2 separate regions of the Homo sapiens genome follow, and region 1 is linked to region 2. Evidence: chromatin contacts called from ENCODE Hi-C data. All regions are on one chromosome and are shown on one strand. The core of a region is the stretch at or near the end of the contact, and the rest is flanking DNA. Distances in the headings are between cores, read along the strand shown.

Evidence for each region. Hi-C counts contacts between places; a loop is a spot of excess contacts on that map. Pooled maps may share reads with other maps.
Region 1: a map with no recorded cell type shows a loop between it and region 2 (5-fold over the local background). The contact joins the enhancer-like site here to the promoter of KIF21B in region 2. A Hi-C loop is called at or near these places in 2 of 37 single-sample maps with no recorded cell type and 3 of 50 pooled maps.

Annotation. Positions count from the first base shown.
Region 1 is chr1:201,478,298-201,482,757 of GRCh38, reverse strand. No RefSeq gene overlaps it. Among named protein-coding and RNA genes, the nearest start is that of PHLDA3, 11 kb to the right of the region's middle. RefSeq lists a silencer at 2,151-2,240. Within about 2 kb of position 2,102, at least 27 of the 41 ENCODE cell types and tissues checked have a DNase peak (open chromatin) inside an H3K27ac peak, as active enhancers do.
Region 2 is chr1:201,022,309-201,026,823 of GRCh38, reverse strand. KIF21B (kinesin family member 21B) reads left to right here and starts at 3,110. Exons shown (of 35, transcript NM_001252102.2): 1 at 3,110-3,481. The coding sequence starts at 3,441. It overlaps LOC101929305 (a long non-coding RNA gene), which reads right to left and starts at 2,875. Exons shown (of 4, transcript NR_188464.1): 1 at 2,739-2,875; 2 at 1,205-1,320. RefSeq lists silencers at 2,385-2,542, 2,894-3,253, 3,654-3,703 and an enhancer at 4,308-4,515.

The DNA of each region.
Region 1 (4,460 bases), core at 853-3,352, 460 kb before region 2:
ATACCTGCCTGATGCGTTGGGGCTGTGCTGCTTTGCTTCAGCCCTTCTCGAAAATGTGCCCACACTAAGTTTTCAAAACAAAAGCAGATGCTTTAATAACAACAAGGCCTCGTGTACCTATTTCCCAGATGACCAGCTCCAACAGTGGCCTTGACAGAGGCCCCTCCTGGACTCTGAGAAAGGCACCTATGCATGCATAACACCCATCAATGGTGCAGAGCAATAGAAAAGTACAAGATGACCGGGAGAAGAGCTGGAGGAGTTCAGGGAATGCCAGCCCAGGGTGGGCTCTGGCTGGGAGTTCTGCAATCGGGGTCAAGGGCTCCATCTTGGTAACCCCTCTGGCTCCAGCACAGGGGGTGGCCCACGAAAGGTGCTCCGGACAAGTTTCCGCAGCCAGGAGGACGGCTGGTTCCACACACCCAGGTGGACCCTTCTGTCTGGGAGGGGCCTACAGGAGTGGCCCGGATGGGAGCCTTTGGGGCCCAAAGCTGGAGAGAGGCTGCCCTCTGCTGGCTGATCGGGAGGGCCTGTCGGCGACCGTCCTGTGCCTTGCACCACTAGCTGTCTTGCTCCCGGGCCACTGTTTTTCAGTGCAGCCCCACGGTGGGCAAGGGGCCCTGACGCACCTCCTGGGAATAAGACCTGGGTAAAGGCAGTAGGCTGTAAGCCAGCTGCGGCCAGGCCAGGAAGCACTCACTGGACGGTGAAGGGCCAGCCAGAGGGGCGCATCAAGGAAGGAGGAACACCAGGCAGGGGAGGCACTTGGGGAAGGAGGGTCGGCTGACGGGGAGGGGGCCCAGCATCTGCAAGCGCGGCGCTTGCGCCGTCCCGGGAGACACCAGGTGGTGCTGTGGGGTCAGGGCAAAAGGCAGGCGCTGCGTTTCCGCGCACCCCACGCCCTCCTCCTCTCTCTGTGGACCCTGAGGACTCAGCTCCTGCGCAAGACAGCGCACGCGTCTAATCCCCGACGCTCACTTCTCCTTGGAGGGCTGTCGCGCTTCGGGGCCCTGTGGAATACCAAACCCTCACCAAAGAGTGAGCAAGGACTCTTTTTTTTGAGACAGAGTTTTCCTCTTGTTGCCCACGCTGGAGTGCAATGGTGCGATCTCGGCTCAACGCAACCTCCGCCTCCCGGGTTCAAGCGATTCTCCTGGCTCAGCCTCTGAGTGGCTGGGATTACAGGCATAAGCCACCCCGCCCGGCTAATTTTTGTATTTTTTTGGTAGAGACGGGGTTTCTCCATGTTGGTCAAGCTAGTTGGCCTAGAACTCCCGACCTCAGGTGATCTGCCCACCTCGGCCTCCCAAAGTGCTGGGATTACAGGCATGAGCCACCGCACCCGGCCAGGGTGAGCTAGGTCTTTATGTCCACTTAGGTATTTCTTTTCTCGTTTCTGTCATCTCCGAGCAAGGCGTCCAGGGCGACCTCGGGAGAATGTGTTTGGTGGGAGCTATGCCCAGCTGCAGGAGCGGTAGAGCCCTGGGCTTTTTAGGATGTGATGGAAAATAGCTGCCGCTCCCGATGGGCGGCAGGCCCAGCCTCCTCGGGCTGCCCTTCTCCAAGAGCCTTAGCAAATTGTCCGGGTCACCTGAGAGGCTGGGGAGGGACAGGAAGACCACGAGGCCGACTGGAGGGTGAGGATAGAGATCTTGGGTAGCGGGGGTTGGGGGGCGTTAGAGCTGCTATTAAGTGTGGGAGTGATCCCTGAATCAAGGGCCACAGAAATTATTCGAGAGGGGCTCCCAATCGCTTCTCGACCTTTTGGCTAAGATCAAGTGAGGGGGGCACCCAGCGAGGAACGATCCCCCGACTTAGATCAGTGGAGGTGAGTGTGGCGGAGTGAGGAACACAGGGATTAACAACTGGAAGGTCCGGCCCTCCCCGCGCCTCGCCTCCGTGCCACGCCCAGCCCCGGCCCCGCCTCCAAGCCCAACCTTTATTCTGAGAATCATTGGGGAAGCCTTTAAAAATGGATTCCCAGCCCCACCCCTAGAGATTCTGATTCGGTTGGCCTGGGTGGGGCCTGGGAATCTGTATTCGACAAGCTGCTCTGGTGATTCTCTGACGCTTGCCCGGGCTCAGCCGGGCTTGAGAACCTGCGGACCAGCCCAGCCTCCTAGTAGGTGCCGGCCTCCACCCGGCCGCTCAACCTCAACCACTTAGCTGCCAACAGCTCCGCGCCCCGCCCCGCCCCGCCCCGCCCCGCCCCGCCCCGCAGCTGGGGCTGCCTCTGAACGGTTCTAATGATTAGAGAGGACTTCCTGGAACTTCCTATTTCTGTCCCCTAGAGTCATCCAGAACAGGTCTAATCCCTCTCCTGCATGACAGCGCTTCAGAGATTTGAAGACAGCTGTCGGCTGCCTGAGTCCGCCCCTCCCCACCAGAGATCCCCTGGCCTTTCAGCGCTTCCTGATGGAGGCACCAGGGAGCCCAGTGAGTCCAGTGGAGGAGGAAAAACACAGCCAGGGGTTGGGGGCCGTCCAGTGGCCAGAGAAACAGACTGGGGACTTGCAATAGGTCAAAGGGAAAAAACAGAGGCAGCTCCCCCTGAGAAACGCCTGTCCCCTGCCTTTCTAGGGTGCAACTTCCTCCAACCTAGTCTTCTTTTGGACATTTTGGAAACATTATTATTCATCCAACTTGTGTGCTTACTATATGCTATAGACTGTTTGAAGACCTTTAATGTATTAACTCACTTAATTGTCACATTACTCATCCATCTCGTGTGCTTAATATATGCTATAGACTGTTTGAAGACCTTAAATGCATTAACTCATTTAATTCTCACAATAGCCCTATGAAGTAGGTGCTGTCATTTTACCCACTTATAACTGATCAAACTGAAGCCAAGAACCAAAGAACAATTCAGCAACCCTCTCAAGGTCAAATTGAGCAGGATATAAATGCAGGCAGCTGGGTCCAGGTCCCATCGCTGCAGTGCTATACCTAACATCCTTGCCTTAAGAGGAGACAATTATGTACTGGGAGTATGAGGCCTGGTGCTGGAATGGTGAGTTAGGACCATAGCAATAGCTAACAGTTATTGAGCACATACTATGTGCCTGGCACTGGTCTAGATGTTTTCTTATTTGATCCTCATATAAGCACTAGGAGGTAATTATATTATCCCTTTATTATATAAGAGGAAACCGAGATTCAGTGAATTTTAGAGACTTACTCAAGTCCCTGGCAAGTGGTGGAGCCAGGATTGGAACCAGCTCTGTGACTTTGGGCCTGCCTCCTCCCCTCTGGGTGTCGGCTCCTCATTTGCGAAGTGAAGACGTTGGCCTAAATTAGTTCTGAGGAAATGCTTCTCAAGCTTTAATGTGCATATGAATCTCCTGGGGATCTTGTTAAAATGCAGATTCTAGTTTTGGGTGGGGCCTGAAATTGGACATCTCTCACAAGCTCCCAGGGGTAGGTGGTGCTGATGTTGCTGATCCTGGGACCACACTTGAACAGCCAAGCTTCAGGGGATCCACCCAACTCTGATGTCCTGAGTTTATGGGCCTAGAAAGACTCACCCTAAAGGCCATGAAAATTCAGGAAGCAGATTATCGTGAATAAAGCCTTTAGTGGGCATTTTCCATGCCTGGACAAGCCCTTAGTTCCTTTTCAGAAGCACCTGCTCCTGAACCTTCTACATTTCCACTCTGTTGACCTCAACCTGACTCTTCAAGAGAGTTCAAGGTCTTGGTCCCAGGCCAAGGGGGATTGTTGCTCCCTGCTGGAGGAGTGAAGAGGTATCTCTGTGGCTCTGCCTTCTGGGTACCCAGCAGTCCCATGGCAATCACACTGTCTAGTCCTTTAAGAGATGTTCACAGATATTCCTGGACACACAGTAATATCTACGTTTACATTTAAGGGTTACATTTGGCCTCTTCCCTTGAATTTTGATGTGGTGATGTGGCTTGCTGTGGCCTCTAATTGAGACCAGAAGTGTCACTTCTGAGCAGACTTCTTTTTTTTTATTTTTTATTTTTTATTTTTTGAGATGGAGTTTCACTCTTGTCGCCCAGGCTGGAGTGCAGTGGCGTGATCTCAGCTCACTGCAACCTCTGCCTCCCAGATTCAAGCAATTCTCCTGGCTCAGCCTCCTGAAGTAGCTGGGATTACAGGTGCCTGCCACTACACCCAGTTAATTTTTTTGTATTTTTAGTTGAGACGGAGTTTCATTATGTTGGCCAGGCTGGTCTTGAACTCCTGACCTCAGGTGATCCACTTGCCTCAGCCTCCCAAAGTGCTGGGATTACAGGCGTGAGCCACCGTGCCTGGCCATCTGAGCAGACTTCTTTAATAGGCACGATGTAAGTTTTCATGTCCCTTTTCCCTGTTGTGGAGAGTGTGGAAGTAGGTGTGATGGAACCTCCAGCAACCTGGATATGTGTATATCTCAAGGAGCAGATATACCTCCCCTGCCAGCTCAAGTAGGACATATGGTATGAGTGGGAAGACCT
Region 2 (4,515 bases), core at 1,861-4,360:
TGCTCTCCCATGGAACCATGCATAGCTGCTGGGGTGTGGCTGGGTATTAGGACTGGAGGTCCAGAACGCTGTATCTTCCACTCCTACAAGTTTTGCTTAATGCTTAGAGTTTTTTTGCAAATGCCAATGCCCAGTGCTAACCTGAAGAAGATAAAAGGAAACAGGGCTCAAGTTCAGGCCACTTTTGGGAGACATTTCCAGGGCCTATAAGTATCTCTTAGGTTTTTGATTTGTTCCTATAGGGTTGTTGTTGAGAGCTGGGTGTCCTGGAAGATCTGGGCATCCCAGATGGCTGCCCCAAGTTGCTGCCGGATTATTTTAACTACAGTAGCGTGGGAGCTTCCTGCCTCAGAGAGGGCTCCCCACACCTCCCCCAGGTTCCCATCTGCCCAGACGCCCACAGCTCCTGTCAAGAGAAATGATGGAAGCCCCAAGATACCTGGGGGAAGGGCCTCAGCTCAGGACAAGAGCTGGGGCTCCAACCCCAGTCCAGTCAGAGAACTCTCAGGGCCAGCTCATGGTTGTATGCATGTGTGTGTGTTTGCCTGTTTCTGTGAGACAGTGAGGAAAGCATGGGGGTGGGGGAGATAGGCACACGGGCAGCTAATCCTGAGAAACTCTGGGGTTTGGGAAGGAGGGAAGGAAAGGAAAGCTGGAAGGGGATAGAGGTGATGGGAGAGAGGGGGATGGGTAAAAACCAAAGAGAGGAAGCAGTGGCTGTGCTGAAGCTGGACAGAAACTGAAAAGGGCAAGGCTTGTCCTAAACTTCCTCTGACCCATCTAACCTAAATCTCCCCACGCTGTGGTTTAAGCCTTTTTCCCACCTTGGTTCTCCATCTAGCCTCTGAGCAGCAGAACCCAGGGGGGATGTCTGGATGCTGGCTGCCCTGCTGCTCCCTGGTGGCCCAGGAGGGAGCTACTTCTGAGTAGCCGAAGTCCTGAGGCTCTGACATTTAGGAGACCTGAGTTTCCCGCCCGTGTGTATCCCTGCTTCCCCTGACTCAACACCCAGTGACCTGGAGGGATGCAGAGAGGGTGGGCAGCAGCTCTGGAGGCATTTCCCAGCAGTAGAACTGTGAGTCAGAAGGGTCATCTACTGTCGGAAGTCAGAGGGGACCTCCTGCAGGCAGGAAACCAGAGTTGGGCCCCAGAGAAGTCCAGAGATGAGTTGGCGGGAAAGTAGCTCTTCAGAATGCAACATTACCATCCGGGAAGGCTGAACCTGGAGTCCGCTGTGCCTAGAGGAAAAGCCTGGGCCGGCCTAGCTCCCTTCTGCCTGGACATCATCATCCCTTCCACCTTGGTGGTCATCTGGGAAGCCTGGAATAAGATATACATGTCCAAATCTGGAGTCTGTTGCTTATATGCTGGAATTCATACATGTGAGGCTCAGTTTCCCCATCTGCAAAATTTAAAAAGAATAAAAAAGCCTAGCTTACAAGGTTATAGGGAAAAAATGAGAATATGTGCATAAAATACCTTGTGTAGGTGGTCCATATGTGTTAGTCTCCTCCCCACGAATTATTTTGGTTGGAAGATGGGGAGGAATGTTGCAGGATATGACTGCAACATTCTGCTAACCTCCTGGTCCAGGAGAGGTGATCCCCTGGCCCCAGGGAGAGCTTCCTCTAGATTCAAATGCTAATAAAAGGTCCAGGATACCACCAAGACCTCTTCTCCAGCCCCCATCATGGGGGCACTGCTGGCGGTGCTCCTCCTGTTTGCCATGGGGATGAAAAGGATGTGTTGATTGGCCCTTGAAATTTGCCCTTGAAATTATCTTTGGTTTTGATTTGACCTTAATAGGTCAAGCCAAACAGGGATCTGAGCTACTGCATGAAGCAGTTATTGGCGGGGAGGGGGGTGTGAGTGGAGGAGGGAAGGGGAGGAAGATGGTACCAACAGATGCATCCTCAGACCCCAGTCCACACCCTTGCCAAAATCTCTGACATGGTTTCATCATCTGAGGGTAATGTAAGAGGCCTGGAGTCAGACTCCCCTTCCTCCCCTCCCCCAGAGATCCCCATCCACATCTGGGGCTGCAGCTGGGTCCTCCTCTTGGGCCCTTTCCAGGGGAGGGAGCTGGGTGAAGTGAGGGCAGCTGGTGAGGGGCCCTGTGAATGGCCCCAATGTTGGGAGGCAGGGGGCAGGGAAGAGGCGTCTGGGCTCAGAGGGAGGGAGATGGACTGGGAAGGGAATTGTGACTTTGCAGCACTGGTCTCCTCCTCCATCCAGGCCCAGCGTTAAAGTCTCCATGGTCCTCCTTGTCCTTTATACCCATTCCTGCAGGCAGCTGCCCTCCTTCCCTTCCCCACCCACTTCACCGCCCAGCCTCTCTACCCAGGTGCTCGGAACTGAGGGCCCCCTTTGTTCCCTCCTTTCCCCCAGGGCAGCTCAGGCCTCCCACACTGACCCTCTGGCCCCACAGCCACAACAAGCAGAGTGTGAGCCAGGCCCAGTGGGGTCATCTGTGGGTCATAAAGGTCAATGGGACAGTCGTCTAGCAGTAGGGAGGGGCTAGTCTTGGGCTAGGAGCCTGGCCAGGAATCAACTAAAACATGAGCTTTAAGATGCTGCAGGGTGGAGGTGGGGGAAATTTTAGTTAGGGGCTAGCAAGAACTCCCTTCGAGAAGGGTTGGCGAATTTACTGGAATAAATGCAGAAGGGAAGCTTTCCTGGCTCTTTTGAACTATAAACCGTCAATCGCTGTGGGATCCCCGGGAGACCAGGGTTCTTACCATGCTTACCCACGAACTCGCTCTGTAACCTTCGGTAGTTCCCCTCTTTGAATCTCAGTTTCTTCATTTATGAAATGAGGGTCCCATTGAAGCCGAGGTTCTGCTACTCCAGGAGCCGAGGTTCTAACGTGGTCTGCGTCCAGCGCCCCCACCCCTACTCCCACCCCTACCCCCACCCCCACCCTTCAATCCCGCCCCCTACCCCCAGCCACCCCGTGGCCGCGAGCCAAGAGGTCCCTTTAAAGGCGCGAGTCCCGCCCCCACTGCTCATTAGGGCTTTCGATTGGCGGCTCCTGGGCGGGGCGGGGCCCGGCCTGGGCTCGGGGCTGGCTCGGGGCGGGCTCGGGGCCGGATCGGCCCCCGCCCCCTTTGTTCGCGCTGCGGCGGGAGGTGGCTGCCGGGTGGGAGGTGTGTGCGCGTGTGCCGCGCCGTAGGGAGCGGCGGGTCGCGCCGCCGGCTGTCAGCTAGCTCCGCGCCGCCGCCCGATGGCGCGAGGAGGCGCGCGGGCCCAGCCCCGGGGGGCCGGCCGCGGGTGAGCCCCTCGGCCTGCCGCCCGCGAGCATGTCACCTCCAGCCGCCGCCGCCGCAGCCTCCGCCAGCCGCGCCCGCGCCCCCGCCTCCCGCAGCCGCAGCCGCTGCCTCGGGCATTGGCCCCCAGACCCCCGCCTCTGATCCACGCCCAGACCCTAGCTCCAGAGGGCCATGGCCGGCCAGGGGGACTGCTGCGTCAAGGTGGCCGTCAGGTAGGGACCCGGGGCGGGGAAGGGGGCGCGCGGAGAAGCCTCGGGCTTTGTCTCGCGTGGGCTTTGGGCGGGGGGCGCGAGCACCGCTTGGGCTGGAGCCTGCACTCCCGGAGGAGGGGCCGGCGTGGGACGGGATGGAGGGCGCCGCGCGCTGGCCAGTCTGCCGCAGGGGAGCGGCGACCCCGCCGACTACTGGAAGGTGGCTTTGTTTGGGTGGTAATTTTGGGCCCCTCTTGGGAGCCCTTAATGATCAGAAAATCGAATAAACAAGGAAATCCGGTATTTCACACCCAGCTCTGGCCCAGGCCGGAGCGTCTGTGCGTTTCCTCTTCGCCTCCCCACGAGGCTGCTGTCTCATACGGGGATACCAGAGAGGGAAATTTCCCCTCATCCATGCGAGTCAGCTAGTTATGTGCTCTTGGTCCAGCTAGCAAAGGCAGCACACCCACCCTGGGAGCCAGATCTGCAGACAAAGATCGGGTGCGGGGACCAACGGAAAAGCTGGGATGATGCCTTGGCCTTCTGTGGGAAGTCAATGGCTTTGGGGGAGAATCCTACCAGTCCTGTCCCAAGAGGAGATGGGCCTAGGAAGGGAGGAAGAGGTGTATCTGAGGTGCTTCTCTCTGAGAGGGCAGGAGGGTGTGATGCAGATGCCCCATCCTCAGGCACTCAGATAAAATTGAGCAGGGGAGGGTTGCCTAGACTTATCTGGGGTTCCATTCTCAACAGCTCCGGGACTTGAGCCGGCAGAAATGAGACAGGGAGAGGACATGGCTGGGTGGGTTCTATTGGGAGGGGTACACAAAGGTGCAGGAGCAGGAAATGCTGTGAAATTGAGCCATCTGTGTTCTTTGTGCTGGGTGGAGATGCTTCACACCTCACCACTTCTCCCAGTTTTTGCTTTGGGTTTTTCTCTTTGAGAGGGGTGTCTTGGCGGCAGAGTGCCAATCTGGAGCTGCTCACCAAGGTAGGGATGTGGCAAGAACATCTATCTCTGCCCCAGCCCTGTATGATGGAGGGGGCGGGGGATTGTC